2 separate regions of the Homo sapiens genome follow, and region 2 is linked to region 1. A link is a loop called in an ENCODE intact Hi-C map of the cell type or tissue named here. Cell type or tissue: ascending aorta. All regions are shown on one strand.

The links. Hi-C counts contacts between places; a loop is a spot of excess contacts. Peaks named below come from ENCODE experiments on the same cell type or tissue, not always from the same donor. Only the 100,000 strongest peaks of a DNase experiment are listed, where the experiment ranks them.
Region 2: a loop joins it to region 1, with 3 times the contacts of the local background. A loop is called at or near these places in 1 of 110 quality-filtered maps.

What each region holds. Positions count from the first base shown.
Region 1 is chr11:130,606,948-130,611,947 of GRCh38, forward strand. No RefSeq gene overlaps it. Among named protein-coding and RNA genes, the nearest start is that of MIR8052, 57 kb to the right of the region's middle. In ascending aorta, no CTCF peak of the experiment used is centred here; DNase peaks (open chromatin) are centred at 2,324, 2,604 and 2,984; H3K27ac peaks cover 4,788 bases.
Region 2 is chr11:130,779,915-130,784,914 of GRCh38, forward strand. It overlaps LOC105369576 (a long non-coding RNA gene), which reads right to left. Exons shown (of 4, transcript XR_948197.4): 2 at 4,354-4,465; 3 at 789-908. Among named protein-coding and RNA genes, the nearest start is that of LINC02551, 80 kb to the right of the region's middle. RefSeq lists an enhancer at 1,791-2,990. In ascending aorta, no CTCF peak of the experiment used is centred here; DNase peaks (open chromatin) are centred at 2,210 and 3,067; H3K4me3 peaks cover 823 bases; H3K27ac peaks cover 1,895 bases.

The DNA.
Region 1 (5,000 bases):
GCTGGGGCCCACTGTCCCCTCCCCGTCCCTTGCTGATGTGGAAGGACCAGTGTGTGCTGACCTATGGTGTTCCTTCCTGATCCAATCCTTCTAACCCCTGCCCCCTTACCTCCCACTGGGGCATTCCAAAGCCACGAAGCATCCACTTGGCAGCCCTCTCCAGCGTCACCCAGATATCGCTGGCCTGTGTTCAAGTGCCCATCTAAGCCCAACACGGGGTTGCCTGGTCTAGGGGAACTCACCCTGGGGAGATGTCACCCTCTGGCAACAGCTGACTCTATTTATTCAGATGAGAACAATTTTCTCTCCTTTTGCACTTTCAACAAGCTTGACTTGAGGCTCCCCCATTGCTAGGCTGCCAAAAGCAATAAAAGGCTGAGGAGGAGGTGGAGGGAGGGTGGGGGTAGACGCTCCACGGTAATTGAGCTGTCAGCTGAGCCCTGGGGCTTCCTGGATCTGGGGTGTCTCACAGCCCACATGGGCTTGTTTGCAGCAATAGGGAAGGGAGCCGTTTGACTTCATAATCACTCAGAGAGATAGCGGTGCTCAGGGCAGGTGGGGTGGGCCTGGGTGGAAGGCGCTGCTAACCAGACTCCCATGTTGTCGGCTTCCTTCTGGTCTGGGCTGGAGCTGCCTCAATAGTTTGAACAGGAAACCGAACTGTCACATGGAGGTGGTGGGTGGGGATCATTGTGGGGTAGAGGGCCTCAATGCTGTGTGCTCTGTGATGTGCCAAAATGAGTAAGTCAGGAGACGATGTCCAGGTACACCCCAAATCTGAGGGCCCAAAGAGCAGCTTGGCTCTCGCCAGAGCATCCCTGTTTGTTTTTCAGTTTTGCTGGCTTTTTGCTGTTCTACAGTAGTGACTCTTGTGGGATTATTGGGCTATTAGTTCCCCGGGAGGAGGGTCCTGGAGTATCATTTCTGCCAGCCTGCCACCGTCCGGGTGTCTTGGGTGAGAAGACAGGTATGCACTCTGGGCTGCTCTGAGTGGACCTGGCTGCCCTGGGGCTGCAAAGCTGGGCCCCTTTCACCCGGGGACTTGGATGGCTTGGGATGCTATCAAGAGTGGGATGCAGAGGAAGGCAGTGAGCAGCTTCCTTAAGGGAGGGTCACAAGGACCCACATCACTATCATTTGGAAACAGTTTATTGTCCCAGTTTGGCATTCAGCTGCTCTGCTTGCCTTCCCCTTCACACTCATTCTCTTGTCCTTCCCCAGTCCTCGCTCAGATCCAGCATCCCCCACACCTGGCACCACAGGGGCCTTTGCTCACACTGCCCCCTCTGCCATGATGGCCCTTTCCTCGTGTCCAACCACACCCATGGATCACACTCTACTTCCTCCCTAATTCCTTCCTGAAACTCCTCTGAGACCTCTCTGGCTTCCCTGTCCTTTCCTCATCCCTCACTTACAGCACCAAGACCCCTCTGTCTCCTGTCAGTGGCTCAGGAATGGCCCTGCGTCTCCCGCTAGATTGAGCTTCCTGAAGGAGAGATTCTCGCTCTCTCACGCTGTGCCTCCTTCACACGCCTAGCACAGGCCCTGTGAGCAGGTGTGCAGCAATTCCCTGTGTGGGTGAGACATCCCGCAAGCAAGCATTAACATTTGCACATTTGCATAGTGCATGATAAAGATGGAGCTCCTGCTCTCGGTAGCTCTTCATTTGGAACAGAGGGCTCTGATGGGGGCCAATGAATAAATGAAAAGGCCCTATGTATGGGTATGCCTTAAACCCGGTTTGTGGTTGTTGGAGCAGGCTTTCTACCAATGCTCCTGGGGCTCAGTGATAGTTCTGGATCACCCATATTGTCTTGTCAGTCTCACCTGCAAATTTCTAGTTTGAAAGTCTTGGGAAGCCTGCACTAGACACCTCTGTGCTAATCCTAGAGGGGAACCAGCTTAAGAAATAAGCCACCACCTTTGATGGGACCTAAGTCCCTAGGTCACTGTCCAGCAGCACCACTTGATTCCTAGCTCTGGCCCCAGGGGTTGATCTCAAAATAAATTTCAAATCATAGTTGATGGGAAAAAAAAGAAGATTGAGATGAAATTAAAAATAAATGGGAATAGCATACGGAAGTATAGGGAGGGCAGAGCTGGGGCCGGGGCCCCTGGGTGCTTAAAGGAGAAAGATGTTCTTCCCATGAGAAAAATCATCTAAGAGCATCAAATAAGCCTCTTGTGAGGGATAGAGACTCCTCTGTCCCCAGACTCCTCCCACTGAGAAAGTGGGTGGCTCTAGACTTGTGCTGGCTCCTGATGTAGGGCTCATGGGCGGGGCTCAGACTCAGGGCTAGTGAAGGAGGCTGAGAACAACCGGGACGTCATCTCAGAACATCTTTCGCAACTGGATTTAGAGATTAATTGAGGTAAAGGGAAGAGATGCAAATACTTCTCCTCCTCCTTCTATCGTCTCTACCCTCATCAGCTTCCAAGCTTGGGAAAAAAGTGATTTCTAACCATCTCTCTTCCTTGTCCAAGGCTCTTTGGAGAAAATAAGACACACAGGGTCAGAGGGAGGGTAGCCCAGCCAGGCGGGTGTCCCAGCAGAGACTGGGCAGGAGCCTGGCAGGCACACCCTGTCCAAGGCAGCCTGTGCTAGCCCAGGAGTGGGAGGCGATAGGAATGGGGGTGCTGTGTGCTGCCCTGGGCTCAGGGTGACACCCCTTTCCCTGAAAAAAACGTGTTATGTTATTTGACCTGAGGGAACACCCTTTAAGAGACTCCTGAGACCCAAACAAAGTCCTTTATCTGCAAACCAGAGACCTTCTTTGGGTACCCGCCAGCAACAGAGATCTGAGCTGGCTAGAGAGAGGGTGGCGGAAGCCCAGTGCCCGTCTTCCTTGAGTCCCAGATGGGAGCTGAGGCTTCTAGGTAGGGGTCAAGAGGCTTGGATTTGCCATGACCCCATGTGGCTTTTGACTGCAGAGCTCAGAGACGGCAGCCCACTGCCAGGAAGAACTCTCTTCCAAGTTCGGGCTGGCTCAGGGCCCCGAGGACTCTGTCCAGGGAGCCATGGCCTGTGGACCACAGAAATGGTCAGATGCTGTGGTGCGTGTGCTGTTGAATCAGAAGCATTGCCAGCATGAAGAATTTTCAAAGCATGCCAAAGCATTGCCAGCATGAAGAATTTTCTCCACTGTACAAGTCCCCCTTGAATTTTGTCTTGACCCTGCCCGCATTTTCTTAGTCACTGACATTTATTTTTCATCTCTCTGGGCTCAGAAAATCAACTCTCTTAGGCCCACTTGGTGTTTGAAGTGGGACAGGATTTCCAGGACGCCTGCAATTCAGAGGTCAGTAGAGGAATGAAGGAGTAGAATCTGAGCCTGAACCCCCCAAAATTCAAGGGGGACTTTGTTACCTTTTTGTAGTCGGACAGACATTGAAGAAATGCTTTTATGTCCTGGGTTTTCCAATTGCTATGACATGCAAACTCTTCTTAATGAAAATTTTTTGAGTGTGGGTTTACTTCAGGCCCTGGATCCTTTGCCTGGATTTCTTTAGATTGGCTTCGGAGACTAAAGCACGGGGGAGTTACTGCTATTATTTTCCTAAACCCATCACAGACAGGGGCATGTTTCCTGACCTCAGAGAGAAGTAAAGAGATCCTTTCTGTTTTTTGAAACCCCTTCTGTTCCCTAAGGGAATGAGACTGGCTGCCATCTCCAAGATTGCACGTATGCAGCAAGAGAGACAGGTGGGCCTGATTTCTGCAGGGCTCCAAAAGGCCAAACTGGGACTGACAGAAAGATCCAGGGCTGGCCGGGGTGAAGGGCTGTTAACTGGCTCTGGAACTAGGCTAGGTAGAATCCCTTGAGATCTTCCAGAGGGTATGCTGTCCCCAAATTCCATCTTTTTCCTTCATCTTGGAGGGTCTGGCTTGGCACCCCTGAACAGCTTTCTAGGATTGAAATTTCTGCTTCCTTTTTTGCCCTTCTCCTCCAACCTTTGAACCTTGTTTCTACTCCATGACCCACTGAGCTCTCTGGGTTTTCCATTTTAAAAACAAGGCCCTTATATTAAGAATGAAAACCAGAACCTCTTCTGGTTGTCACATGTGCTTCCAGAAATAGTGCCCCAATACTATTTAAGACCCTGAAGTCAGAATTTCCAAGGAAGCATCTGGGGTGGTCTCCAGGGGGTGAGGTGCCCTGCAGTGGCCTGGGAGATAGCTCTGCCCCACCTTTGGGACCACATGCTCCTTGGGAAGCTTGGACTGTCTCTTTCTCTGGGTCCCATCTGGCTAGTTTGTCAGCTGAGCAGCCCCTGGAGGATGCAAAGAAAGATTTGGCCCTTAACCGAACCAGGGATCAGCCTCCGCTGCTGAGTGCTAAGAGATTTAAGGATCTGGTGTATCCCAGAGGTTAACAGTAAGAGCTCTGCAGTCAGACCCACCTCTGCACTTTCCAGCTATGTGACCTCAGAAAAGTTCTTTTATTTTCCCTGTCTCTAAATCCTCATCTATAAATGGGAGCTGATAATATCTCCTCATAAGGTTGCCATAATGATTAATAAAGTAGCATAGAGGAAATGCTTGGTAGAGTTCTGGTCCACAGTAAGTGCTCAATCCATGGTAGTGGTCAGCACATATACGATTACCTATAGTGATGCTTCTTTCTGGATGTGCACGAATCTTTGTAAACAAAATAGGAAATATTGGACTTGCTGTGTCTGTGTCACTTCTAAATATCTTGTTTTGTTTCAGTGTCCAGCCCAATGCCTTGAACCTAGGAGATTCTCACTAAGTATTTGTTGGATAAATTAAGAAATGAACTGCTTTGATAGGTGGGAAGGGAGGCAGCCCACAGGGTGCATCTCTAACTGCTTCTTTGGAGAAGAGACTATAAATACCGCCTGCTCTAGCCCTCAGGCAGTACCATATCTGAGGAGTTTGCTTAGTAAGTGCTCGCAGTTTTCAGCAGCTAGAGATGTTGCTGAGCCCAAGAGTTCACATGGGGATGGGGGTATTGGGAAACCTCACCATTTCTGCTCTG
Region 2 (5,000 bases), 170 kb after region 1:
CTCTGTTTGTATACCTTAGTGTCACTCCTTTGCTTTTAAAATGCATCTCCAGTTTCTTGGATGAGCACAAGGGCTTCTTCCTCACCCAGGCTGGCCTCTCTCTCCTCTACTAGTCCCTGGACAGCACCAAGCCCCTCACTGCTCCTTGCCGCCTTCTCCTGGCTCTGGGACATGGCTCTTCTCTGCGTGGGATGCCTGCGTCCTCCTTGCTCTCACTGATGCCCTACCTCTGTGGACCTGCTCCCACACTGTGCTCCCAGCATCCCGTAGGGTAGCTTCCACTTCACTGCGATTCCTGGGCCTGTCACAGCTGTAGCTGATGGCTCTTTAGGGCAGGAATGCTGCTCTACTCTTTTGTGTGTCACTGGTCCTTAACAGTGTGTTTGCTTTGTAGCAATGACTGTTGAATTATTTTGTGTATGTTCAAGTTGGTGGCTTATAAATGATATTGCTTTTTCTTCCTCTTCCCTAAATTATAAATAATCTCCCCAGTGCTGAAATCAAATAAAGAGAGATAGAAGATCAACGATGTGGCTGATAACATTAGAGACTGCAGGATGGATGAGTGGCTTTACTCCAAGACCTCATGTTGGCGTGTATTAAGGAACAGTTTGAATTTAGAGAATACCTCTGTTTACTCAGAATCACTTCCTCACACTCCTCAAGGACAGAGATTTTCCTCCAGACTCAGCCTGCAAGGTGGGCCTCGGGCCTGACCCAGTGTGCTCAGCCCATGGAAGCTGAAGCCGGGTGGAACACAGCTGCTTTGTGGGCAGACAGTTACTTACAGAGAGAGAACCATGAATTGCAGTTCTATTCTCAATTTAGCCATCAGGTCACTCCTCCACAAGGTTGGGAGAGAGAGGAGCAGAAGTTACTCTTCTGAAAACATTCAGAGGCAGAAGTATCTATTTTATGGATAAGAGAAGTATGTAAGTCAGGGTCTTATAAGAAAGAGAAAGCATTTCTTGCTGATGTGAACAGAAATGAATATTGGGATATACTGAGCATTACTGTTAATCCTGGTGGGTGGAAAATGGCATGATGGTTATGGTAAAAACAGTCCTTATCAGTTAGAAAGGCACACACACACTGAGATATTTATGGGTGAAATAACATGAGATTTTGGGCTTACTTTAAAGTATTTCAGCAAAAACAAACAAAAAAATGCCCCCAAACAAACAAAAACAAAACAAAGCAAAAAATAAGAAACCAAACCAAACCAAAGAAACAAGACAAGAAAAGAAATGAAAACAAGAAACCAAACAGGTGAGGAGGGGGACAAAAAACAGGTAAAATAATTGGCAAAATATTAATTGTGGAATGGGGTGATAGATACACAGGAGTTCATTATTCTATTCCTTTCAATTTTCTGTATGTTTGGAATTTTCCATAATACAGTTTTATATAAAGGGATTTGGGGCAGCTTAGGGAATCTCTGCGTTGTCAACAAAGCCAGGCTGGGAGGTAAGGCAGCAGGAATGACACCCCAAATCACCCACTGAACTAAAGGCACGATGGCCCCCCACTGCTCACAGCAACCAAGCTGGCCAGAGTGAATGATGAATGCCAGAGTGAATGACAGATGCCACTCTAGATCTGCTACCAACTCTGTGTCCAGAAACCAGACATTATGGTCAACCCTATCCTCCTACAGCCAGAATGGACTTGCTGCAGTCTCTTTCCTTTGGACAGCCAGCTTCTGGAACAAAGCCTTGAGCATCTGCTTCTGACTGGCTGAGCCTGGGTTATGATGCCCTAGTTCCATGCCCTGGGTTGGGGACACAGCACCTGGCAGGCAGGAGGTGGGCTGTGCCTCAAACAGTGAGAGATTCCTCCAAGTTAGGAAGCGATTAAGATCGTATTTTAACAGAAGGATAAATACCCACTGCAAGGAGAAAATGGTTCTCCCAACACTTTGAAGTGTGATAAAAAATTTTATTATGTTTTCATTGTAGGACCTACAGCTATTAACACTTGTACAGTTCTTTGCAGTTTGCAAATGTTTTCACATACATTCTCACCTAATTCTAAGAATATTATGTCTATAGTTTACAGGATCTTCCAAAATTTACACCTCACAACAACTTTATGAGTCAGAACTATCCCCATATTATAGACAAGAAAATTGTGGGGAAGAGAGGCAAAGTGACTCACCAAAATTCCCAGAGCTTTTAAGAGGTGGCCTCAAAAGACAAACCCGGGCCAGGCTGTGTCACATCCCTGTGACATCACCAAACTCTTAGTAATGACTTCCAGTGAAATTGTTAGCATTTATTCTTCTCTATCGCAATCTGACCAAGAACCAAAAATTCATAGATTTCTGTCTCCCTTTGATAATTTTTCTAGACAGCTTTTCTCAGTCTTTTGAGGATTGTCCCAAGCAGACACAAGGGCCAAAAATCTATGAGCAGTTAGAGTTCTGGACAGAGCTGCAAATTTGTATCTTATACTCTCAGGCAATACAGATTACCCGATTCAAGTTAATTGTGGGTGAGATGGTGGCTCTAATAGAAGGCTGGTGAGTTAATTGTAAAAAAATGTGAAGTATGGAATAGGTTTCCAGGCAATTAAGCCTGCAAAGTAAGTTGGTGATACAGGACACTGCTGAGCCCCAACTATGAAAGAAAACCAACCGAGATGATTGCCTGGGACTCACTACAGCCTCCCCAAGAAGTGTTTCTGCAAGGGCACCTGGAAAAGGGATGGAGATCTGCGAAGTGTCAGGGAGGAGTTGCCGCTCTGGATGCAAATAACTGGCCTCAGCACATTCCAAGAGAGAAAGTGGAAAAAAGGAAAAGTGTGACGCTATGTCAAAAGAAGGCATCGGCCCAGCAAGCTCTCCCCTGCTGCTTAATACAGGAAATATCTCCCAAACATCTCCGCTAATCCTCCACCAATACAATGAGAAATGAGCACCTCTGGCAGCTAAGCAGTTATTAAGCTAGGACAAAAAAATATTCCGCCCATAGCAACAGAGCCAAAGATAACAGCAGGGAATAGCCAAGCTGCGGAGAAATGGCAGATAGAAAACATTCAGTCTTGGGAGTCCCCCAAAGCAACTGACGTGTGAGTAAAAGAAAGGGCCTCATTTTGCCCAAGAAGCTCAGCGGTGGATTGTAAATGTCAGGACTCAGTGTTTAGCCACGGCCATGCTGAACTCAGCTGCATGAACTAGAGTCATAGGTTGTAGAAATGACAGGCAGTCCTGAAATTGGGCAGCACTTGAGGCTTTTTGAGCTGGTCACCGGCCTGTTGATGAAACATACATGCGAGGCAGGAGAATACCAAAACTGCATTCCACATTTGCAACACAGAGATTCTTGAACACTGTTCCTGGATAAAGACTTCAGGGATAGAGGGAGATTTGCTTTCCAGTCAAGATTTCTCCAAAATACTTCCTTTCTTATTAAAGGAAGTATTAAACTCTCCCAATGTTTTTCCTAGTTCTCTGTCCATGCTGGGAGGGAACCTTTCCTAGGTATACAGTCTCTCACCATTACCTTGTAGCTACTGATTGTCTTCATTCAAGAGGAGCAATTTCATCTGCCATTTAAGAAAGAGGTGGGTTCCTGCCTCAGGCTTTTGTAGACAGCAGCAGAGGCAGCTGGTGAGAGGCGGAGCCAGGGCCCAGACTCAGGGGAAAATGAACTCAAAAATTAACTTTCTATAACCTTTTACTATTTAAAAAATACTTATGTGTTCTTTGAGCAAACTTGTTAGAGAGTAATAGAATTTTACTGTTTAAAGGACTTTGGAGGTAATCCAACAGGTTTATTTTACAGAAGGGAAGCCGAGGCTGGAAGTATAAAATTATTTCTTCAAGATGGGCCTAGACCCATTCTCCTGCCTCTGGGTCAGTGCTTCTTCCATTCACTGCCTCATCCTACCTAGACCCCGCCTTGATCTGGGAAATATGGACACCAGATGGTTTTTATGTTAGAGTTCTTTTAGGAAGAAAGTAAAAAATATTCCACATCTTGGCAAACTCTACCAATTTTATGGCTTCATTGGCCCGTAGCAAAATTATCCAAGTTCCTTTAATTTATCCTTGCAAAGTTTTAGAATTTTTATTAATTTTAATTTTTAAAAATTATCCCAGTGTAGTTCTGTATGGAAGTGAAATGTCGGCTGTTCACGTTAATTCCAAATCCACCCACTTCTGTCCCCGTGCGAGCACTCTCCCTGATCACCCCTCTTTTCTTCCTCCTCTGAGAGGAATTGTCCATAGGATGACAAAACTGTAGGCTGGAAAATACAACGTACTATTCATTGCTGGTTGACTGATACACCACAAATGACCCTCAAACCACCTGACTCCACCTATGCTCTCCAAATGGAAACTGAACCAACCTGCTTTGGCCCCATAGTGAAGATCCCACCAGGTCTTCCCTGCACATACTGAAGAATGTAGGCTGTGGACCATGAGCAAATTACATATTCTCCTTCACCTCAGTTTCCTCATCTGTAAAACAGGGATTAAATAGCACCTCCTTCAAGGGTAATGAGGGGTAAAGGAAGATTTAATGGGACAATCCATTTAAAGGGTCTCAGAAGACTGGCACATAGTAAATGGTAACTATCATTATTCCTGCAACTACTGAACTCCAAAAAAAAAAAAAAAAAAAAAAAGGAAAAAAATGGGAACATTAAATTCTTGCAAACAGCCTGGTCCATTCTTACCTTTAAGGATATTGACTTATCTCCAGATTTCAAATTGTTAGGGATAAGTGTATAAACTTTTAATCAGTTGCTTTCCCTCAAACTCCAATTTCAACCTTGTGTGCATGGAAAGGGGCCAGCAAGTATGCTGAGAGTATTTCTCTCCCTTTACTTAAACCCTAGGAACGCTCCGATTTCTCCACTCATCTGGATCAATGTGTAGAAACATCTCTTCACCCTTAAGTGTAAGTTTAGCCAAGACTTCCATTAACATTTTTCAAGAGGATAACACAGACACACACACACACACACACACACACACACACACACACACACGA